2 separate regions of the Homo sapiens genome follow, and region 1 is linked to region 2. The links are chromatin contacts, found by Hi-C or POLR2A ChIA-PET in ENCODE. All regions are on one chromosome and are shown on one strand. The core of a region is the stretch at or near the end of the contact, and the rest is flanking DNA. Distances in the headings are between cores, read along the strand shown.

Evidence for each region. Hi-C counts contacts between places; a loop is a spot of excess contacts on that map. ChIA-PET counts read pairs that join two places held with the same protein, here RNA polymerase II (POLR2A). Pooled maps may share reads with other maps.
Region 1: POLR2A ChIA-PET joins it to region 2 with 10 read pairs in H1. The contact joins the enhancer-like site here to the promoter of MISP in region 2. A Hi-C loop is called at or near these places in 3 of 50 pooled maps. POLR2A ChIA-PET finds 5 or more read pairs at or near these places in 16 of 52 experiments (A549, AG04449, AG04450 and 12 more).

What each region holds. Positions count from the first base shown.
Region 1 is chr19:799,604-803,258 of GRCh38, forward strand. All of the region lies in intron 2 of PTBP1 (polypyrimidine tract binding protein 1), which reads left to right. Among named protein-coding and RNA genes, the nearest start is that of MIR4745, 3.5 kb to the right of the region's middle. RefSeq lists an enhancer at 3,632-3,655. Within about 2 kb of position 2,373, at least 21 of the 41 ENCODE cell types and tissues checked have a DNase peak (open chromatin) inside an H3K27ac peak, as active enhancers do.
Region 2 is chr19:748,246-752,825 of GRCh38, forward strand. MISP (mitotic spindle positioning) reads left to right here and starts at 2,867. Exons shown (of 5, transcript NM_173481.4): 1 at 2,867-2,926. PALM (paralemmin) reads left to right here. Exons shown (of 9, transcript NM_002579.3): 9 at 1-84.

The DNA.
Region 1 (3,655 bases), core at 1,123-3,622, 51 kb after region 2:
CCCCGGGCTCCAGTGCCCGTGAGTTTTGGGGGCTTGGGTTTGCTGGCCGCCCCTCAGGTCTGGAATCTGAGCTGCTCTTCGGTTCTTGCTGTCAGCAGCGAGGGCTCTGTGTGCCCCAGGCCTGCCTTTGGAACTTCTGCCTCTAGAGGCTGGAATCGTGCCGTTCAGTGGGAAACCTCATGTTGTGGCTGCCTGGGAGACTCTTGGTTTTGATAGGAAAAGAGCCACCTGGCTGTGGAGGGGACCTGGATAGAATCCAGCCTATTTGAGTGGCTAGGATGGGCATTTACTGGTTGATTTTGACGTTAAGTTTTTTTGTTTTTGTTTTTGTTTTTTATTTTTGAGATGGAGTCTTGCTTTGTCACCAGGCTGGAGTGCAGTGGTGTGATCTTGGCTCACTGCAACCTCCACCTCTCAGGTTCAAGCGATTCTCCTGCCTCAACCTCCTGAGTAGCCGGGATTACAGGTGCCCACCACCATGCCCAGCTAATTTTTGTATTTTTTTTTTTTTTTTTTGGTAAAGATGGGGTTTCGAACATTGTTGGCCAGGCTGGTCTGGAACACAGGTGATGCACCCCCCTTGGCCTCCCACAGTGCTGGGATTACAGTTGTGAGCCGCCAGACCCGGCTGACATTAAGTATCTTTGATGGCATCTGGTTAGAACAGCAGCAAACTGTCAAAGGTGGTGTTTGGGGCAAGAGAAAAATGAATGTGCCACGTCTCTGGGGTGTGCGAATCTTGCAGCCCCATGGAGGGTGAGGCCAGGGCTCAGCATGTGAGGAAAGGGGGTCAGAACCTGGAGAAGAAGAAGGTCCTGGGGAGGCGATTCTCGAGGGAGCTGTAGTCCTCGCTTAGCTGGGGTAGTTGGTTAATGATTCTGCTGGTCATTGTGGGTTGAGGGGGCTCCCGACTTCAGGGCTTGTGCCCCGAGAGCCTCCCGCAGGGCGAGCCCACAGTGGTGGCGTCCTGAGCCAGCAGCCAGTTGGTTTCTGGTCAGTCAGCAGTGGTGCCTGGGCCAGGTTTCGGTTTTTCCCAAGTGGACTGCTGTCTTTACGCGCTGCCTGCCCCGATCTTCCTGGAGATAAAACCTGTTTGTTCAGTGTGGGAGGAGGGAGAGGTACTTTCATCTGAAGCATTTGCAACAATCCCTAGATGTGTCTGGCTTGCAGGCAGTCGTCTCTTCCCTGCTTCTGTGGGCCTGCTTTCCAGCTGGAGTGGCCCTCAGCTTCCATCGGGTGGTCCTTGAGCCCTCCTCTGCAGTTCCTAGGGGGCTCCTGGGCTGGGACGTTGAAGCCCAGCCAGGACTTGAAGCCTGCGGGAGGGATTTTGCCACAGGGCAGGGTTAGGGCTCCTGCTGGGTGCAGGCCCTGGTAGGAGGACGGGGTAGTACCCTGACCCAGATGATACCCCCCCTCCCCCCCACCACCAGGGAGCCCTCAGCTGACCTGGGCCCACACCTGGCTACGCTGTCCTTTAGCCCAGGACAGAGCAAGCTCTTGTTCAGTGTGGGGTTAAAGACACCTAGGAACTGTGCTGTAGGGCCCCAGCTGCAGACTGGAAGTCCTGGGGCGTTTCCTGTCAATCTGTGTGCTTCAGGACAGGTGCCCTGAAGGGACCCTCCTGGGGTACCTGGCAGCTGCTGTGAAGGCAGTGGAGGCGCTAGGCCCAGCTCGTGTCTCCTGGTTGCTGCCCTGTGGAGCCTCGGAGCCTCCAGGTGTCCCTTCCGTTCTGCTGGGGCGCCGTTGAGCTGAGCCAAGCCGGCCTGTGCCGCCTGGGCAGGCATGGAGTTTGCTGCCGCAGACAGTTGTGGGCAATGCCAGGCCACTTGCCCATGGGAATGAGATTAGGGCTTCAGGCAGGCGGCCAAGAGGACCGCTCAGAGGAAGCGGCCCCGCCCACCACTCCAGTCAAAGACAGGGTCCAAGATGCCCTTTTTAAGGTTTGTGCAGCCAGCACATGGGAGCCGCATGGGCGCTTGGCCACTCTCCAGCTTGGGGGAGGACCAGCCCTGGTGTCCTGGACGGGGTCGGCTCCTGGGCTCCCCCAGCCTCTGAGCTGGAGGGGAGAGCAGACAGGAAGCGACTTCCTGTGGGAGGCGAAGGTTGGAGGCCCTGCGTCTCAGGTGCACCCATCCTCCCTTCCTCCCGTCCTCCCTTCCTCCGGTCCTGGCACTGCTGTGTTTTCTGATCGCGTGGTTTCCACCTGAGGCGGCTGGCTCTGACCCCTTTCCCCTGGGCCTGCGCAGCCCCGCCTTGTGCTCATAGGGGGCCCCAGACTCTGAAAGCGAGAGGACTCGAGGGTCTGTTTTCAGTATTTGGCTTCATCTGTGTCCGGCCGGAACCTCAGGGCCGCCGTGACACTGGACACTGTTCATTCTCTGACCCTAAAGTCTTGGGGACTGAACAGGTGCCATTTGGGTGGGCGCCGGGCCTGTGGACCCTGAGTGATTCCTGGTTCCGGCCCTTGTGGCTGCTCGATTGCTTGTTTGGTGACGCCCTGAGTGCTTGTGGGATTGGTGGGAGACTCAGGGCTGCAGTTAGAGGTCTCATTGGCAAGGGCCAGTCCCTGTTCCCCATCCTCCTTGAGCAGGTGCCGGAGTCTCCCGAGGCTCTTGCCGTCCGCGTCGGGAGGAGGCAGCTGTGGGGCTTTGGAGGCTCGGGCAGTCTTCCTTCCAGGAAGCTCTTGAGCCAGGGCCAGGGCAGGAGTGGAGCTGAACGTGGGTGGAGGGGAGGCGGCCTTAAGAGAAGACCAAGCGCAGGCTCGGGGAGGCCAGCGTTGGTGGGGGCTCTTTGGCCAGGTGTGGGGGCAGCTCCTTGACCAGGCATGGGGGTGTGTGGAGCTGGGGGTTGTCTGAGGGGGGACAGGGTGTGATATCCACTGGTTCTTTCTGATGCGATGGCCCTGGGCCCTTCAGCAGGTGGGGGCAGGCTCTTGGCCTCAATCCTGATACGGGAGATGGAGGCTCCTTTGTTCCCTGGGATGGCCCTGTCCTGGGGGGCCTGGGCGTTGCTGCCCTCAGCGCCTGCAGAGGCTCGCTTTGCAGACCAAGCGCCTGTGCTCCAAGGTCCTCAGACCCGAGCTTTGTTTTCTGTGTAACTAAGGGCCGTAACCAACGTCTCCTCCAATTTCACTCTTTGAATAAACGTGTGTCTTCAATCCTTGCAGCGGGGGGGATGTCTGCCGTCCTGAGCCTAGGATCAGTCTAGTGCAATTCTTAGAAGTTGATCCAATTACATAGAAATAACCAGTGAATAGATTGTTTCTGGAGAGAAAATGGACAGGTCAGAAGTGATGGAGCCGCTGTGGAGCTCCCCCGGCCCTAGTCACGGCCGCGATACCAGCGGATCACTGGGCGGGAGGCCGTGTCTCTAGTCCTCAGTCTCGCGTGTGCAGAGACGGAGGTCGGGTTTCTTTTCCGGGCTGGAAAACAGGAGAGGAGGGGCTCCTGCGAGAGTGAGGGAGGCAGCGCTATAATTTGGTTCTCTTGCGAGGCCACCAGAAGTGAGGACGGCTGCCTGGGCCCTGCCGTGTGCTGCTGGGGGGGCTGGCTCCATGGAGGGGGTCCTCTGCCCTGCTGGCTGGTGGCTGAGGCCCCAGGCCTGTGCCCAGGGCCGCTGGCAGCACAGTGAGGCCACGTCCACAGCAGAGTTGGCC
Region 2 (4,580 bases), core at 1,617-4,116:
ACCCCCTCTGCTTCTGGTGTGTGACGAGGCCCCCGATGTTCTTGATTTTCCCAGAGAAGCAAATAAACAGCGTGAACAGCCCCAGTTCCTGGAGTTCTTGCCTTTCAACCTGGCGAGGAAGGCGTGGCCAGGCCAGGGGGTGGGGCCTGCCGGCCTTTGAGCCATTAAAGGGAGGCTGAGCAGGGTTGCGGTGTGCTGGCTTCACCTGCCTGCACCCGCTCACCCTGAGCGCCTTGGGGTGGTGGGAGGCGCTGGAATCCCCACTGTGCAGGTAAGGCCTGGCTGTAAGGGGCTGCTGTGGGGGGGCAGGACTGGCTTCCCGGGGGGCCCTCGGGTTCTGCGGCCGCCCCGTCCTGTCCTTTGTTCCTCCCTTTGCTGGGCTCACAGCCCCTGGGTGATGACAGAGGGTCCCCTGGACACCCACAAGCTCTGTAGAGAAGCCGGCCCCTGGGAAATACACAGGAGGCCTGGGGAGGAGGTGTCTGTAGAGACCAGTGTCATGCTCACGGGAAGGTGCTGCCCCGCCAGCCCCACTCTCTCACGCTGTAGTCTTGGAGAAGTCGCTGCCTCCTCTGGGCCTCAGTTTTCCCATCTGTAAAATAAGCCTTCGTGGCCGGGCACGGTGTTTCACACCTGCAATCCTAGTACTTTGGGAGGCCGAGGTGGGCGGATCACAAGGTCAAGAGATCGATACCATCCTGGCCAACATACTGAAACCCTGTCTCTACTAAAAATACAAAAACTTAGCCGGGCGTGGTGGCTCACGCCTGTAATCCTAGCTATTCAGGAGGCTGAGGCAGGAGAATCGCTTGAACCTGGGAGGCGGAGGCTGCAGTGAGCTGAGATCGTGCCACTGCACTCCAACCTGGGCGACAGAGCGAGACTCTGTCTCAAATAAAATAAAATAGGCCTTCGGAGCCCTGAGTGGGAGGCCAGCCTCAGCCTGGGCGTGGGACGTCTCCACAGTGCCCCCAGCTCATGGGCGATCCAGCCTCCACCCTGCTGGGGCCTCAGTTTTCCCCGATGAGGTGGTGAGTGTGGTGGAGAGCACTGCTGAGGGAACTCAGGTTCCAATTCCAGCCTAAACCCCCGCCATTCCTGAGGCGCGATTTTAAGCTTTCCGTACCTCCGTTTCCCTATCTACAAGCCAGGGAGAAAAGGACGTGAAGGGGGTGGCGGGAGGCGGCGGTGGGAGGCGCCGTGAGGCCGCGCACCCTGAGCTTTCACACACCCAGCAGCGTTAGGTGCCACGCTGTCCTTTGGGGGCCCTTTATCCAGATTTGTCCTTAAACACCCCCATCTTGGCCAGGCGCCGTGGCTCGCGCCTGTAATCCCAGCACTTTGGGAGGCTGAGGCGGGGGCATCACCTGAGGTCAGGAGTTCGAGACCAGCCTGGCTAACGTGGCAAAACCCTGTCTCTACTAAAAATACAAAAATAGCTGGGCGTGGTGGCTCATGCCAGTAATCCCAGCTACTAGGGAAGCTGAGGCAGGAGAATTGCTTGAACAGGGGAGGTTGCCGTGAGCCGAGATCGTGCCACTGCACTCCAGCCTGGGTGACAAGAGCGAGACTCCGTCTCAAAAAAAAAACACAAAAAAAGCACCCCCCTCCTGAGCAGCCCTGCTGGATTCGTAGCTGGGGGCCTTTTTACTCGAAGAAGAGACTGAGGTTCAGAGGGGCTCCACAAGCAGCCCCTCTGGCGTAGGTCAGGACAGAGCCCCAGCCTGGGGAACTGAAGTCCCTGCCCCCTCAGCTGTGTTCCCTGCCCTCATAGACGGCGCTAGGCCCAGTGGCCCGACTTCCCCACAGATGCTGGGCTCCCCACAGTCCCAGCAAGGCCTCTGCACCTTGACTAAGAATCCAGGAGGACCATGGGCGCCTGAGGGCCTCTGCGTCCCCATCTCTCGGGGTGGCCTGGGTCTTTTGACGGCCTCGTGCGGTTCTTTTTTTTTTTTTTTTTTTTTTTTTTTTGAGTTGGAGTTTTGCTCTTGTCGCCCAGGCTGGAGTGCAGTGGTGTGATCTCGGCTCACTGCAACCTCCAACTCCTGGGTTCAAGTGATTCTTCTGCCTCAGCCTCCCAAGTAGCTGGGATTATAATAGCGTGCCACCATACCCCGCTAAATTTTGTATTTTTAGTAGAGACGGGGTTTCGCCATGTTGGCCAGGCTGGTCTCGAACTCCTGGCCTCAAGTGATCCGCCCGCCTCGGCCTCCCAAAGTGCTGGGATTACAGGTGTGAGCCACCAAGTCCGGCCCCCTCGTATGGGTTTTTATGTGGATGGGGCCTAGGGAATTCCTCCCAGCAGCCCTGAGGGAGCCCGGGCGTGATGTTCCCCCACGTCCCGGAGGAGAAAACAGGGCTAAGAGAGGTCAGGTGGGATCAGAACCCAGGCCACACCAAACCCCCCCGAGTCTGCCAAACCTGGTTTATGCAAGAAGGGGGCCATCTAGGGGAGTTGCCCCAAGGGGTGGGCTGGGCCAGAAGGCACGGACGGGATTGGGACTCAGCCCCTCCGGCCCCCCAGGAGACACAGGCCACTGTGCACGCTGAGCTGCTGTGTGGCCCTGGACACCTGCTGACCCTCTCTGAGCGGTGCTGAGAGGCGGTGGGAGGGCCAGGCAGCCAAGGGAGGTTTCGGCTGAGTTCTGGCTCCTCGGGGCCACCTGGAGGCCCTGGGGGTGGAGGGGCAGCCGGCAGCGGGCACGGTGCCCGCCCTTGCCCAGCCTGGTATCCTCTTTCTCCCTCCTCCTCCTCTGGACTTTGTTTCCTGATCCCAGGTGGGGCTGGGGGGAGGGGGCACACCTGCCTCCCCTGGGTGGGGCCTCTGTTCCCTGGCAACCTGGCGGGCAGGGCGGAGCTGGGAGGCCTCTGTGCCCATCGAGGAGTCAGAGTGGAGGCTGCAGACTGTGGAGCCGGGAGCCGGCAGGTGAGGCTGGGGGCGCCCCGGGCCGGGCCGGGCGGGGATCCTGTGTGGGGCGGTTGGATCCACATTTGGCGTGGGAGCGTCATGTGTCTGTGGGCGGGGTCTGCTTGCCTGGCGGCACTTGGGATCCAGGGAGGCCCCCTGCCCCACCCCGTCACCCTCGGAGCCTCCCTGAGGCACCTTTCCCTCTGCCCCCGCTAGGTACTCTGGGGCCTCAAGGGCACCCACTGGGAGAGCAGAGAGGCCCTTGTCCCTGAACTCTGCTGGGGCTTTTGAACCCCAAATCCCAGAGCCCTCCAAGGGAGGGGCCGGGTTGGCACCCCCATGGTCAGAGGCCAGAGGGGCCCCTCCATGGTTCTGGGAATTCCAGAGGCTTCTGGAGAGATGCTTATCCGTCCCACCAGGCCCCTGACTGGGAGGCTCTGGGCAGTAAACACCCCCGTGGGGCTGGGGGCTGGTTTGGGGACACGGAGGAGGGGTGGCTGAGTACAGGCGGAAGGAGTCTCAGGCCGGGGCTGGGGACTTGGCCTGGGTCCTCGGGTGGGGGTGAGGTGGTAGCCTGGGATCCCGGGCAGCCAGCAGGGACTCGGCCCAGCGTCTGCCGGTGGAGCTCCGCCCAGGAGCCCAAGGAGCTGAGATGACTCAAGGGTGACTGCAACCCTGAGGGATGGGAAAAAGGAACGGGGCCCTCCCTTCTGCATGGCCTCCTTGTCTGAGTCTCGGCCCCACAAGGGAACCTTTGCCCCTCACATAGAGCCAACTGGCTGATGAGGAAGGAGGTGTGGCACCAGGGTCCATAAACCCAGTTTCATTCTGGTATCAACAGAGTTCAGGGTGAGGCTGGGAGGAGCAACCCAGGGGGCTTCCTGTAGGAGGGGGTGATTTGGAGCAAAGTCTGAAAACTGGCTTCAGACACTTGCTCTGTCATCGCTGTGTGACCTCAGATGAGCAGGTTCTCCTCTCTGGGTCCCAGCTCCCTCTCTCGAAAACCGGAGTCGAAAACGGTTCCAAGGTGTTGCAGGAAGAGTCTCAGGACGCCGAGGTCCTTAGCCACCGCCGGGCCTTGCAGGGGCCATCTTCCGTCCTGGGGCTCTTCCCCCGAGGGCAGCGCCGCTGCCCAAGAATGCCGGCCATGAGAGCCGCCGTGGATCCAGGGGTTTTTTTGGCCGACACAGTGAAACCCCATCTCTACTAAAAATACAAAACTTAGCCGGGCGTGGTGGCGGGCGCCTGTAGTCCCAGCTACTTGGGAGGCTGAGGCAGGAGAATGGTGTGAATCCGGGAGGCAGAGGTTGCAGTGAATGGAGATCGCGCCACTGCACTCCAGCCTGGGCGACAGAGGGAGACTCTATCTCAAAAAAAAAAGCGGGGGGCGGGGGTGGGCACTGAGGCACAGGCAGCAGGGGAGGGGGCCCAGTGGCCTTGAACCCAAGAGCTGGACCCCAGGCCCCACCCGCTGGCTTCAGTGAATCACTGGGGAGGAATGAGCAGAGGAGGATGCGTGCCTTCATCCCCACCCAACCCCGACCCCACTGGGAGACCCGGCACCTGCTCGAGGCTGGGCGGACAGCTCCCTTTCTCCCGGAGTTGACGTCTGATGTGGGTTATAAATCCCGCTGTGTAAACGTCTGTCCACTCACTGGGCAAACATTCCTAC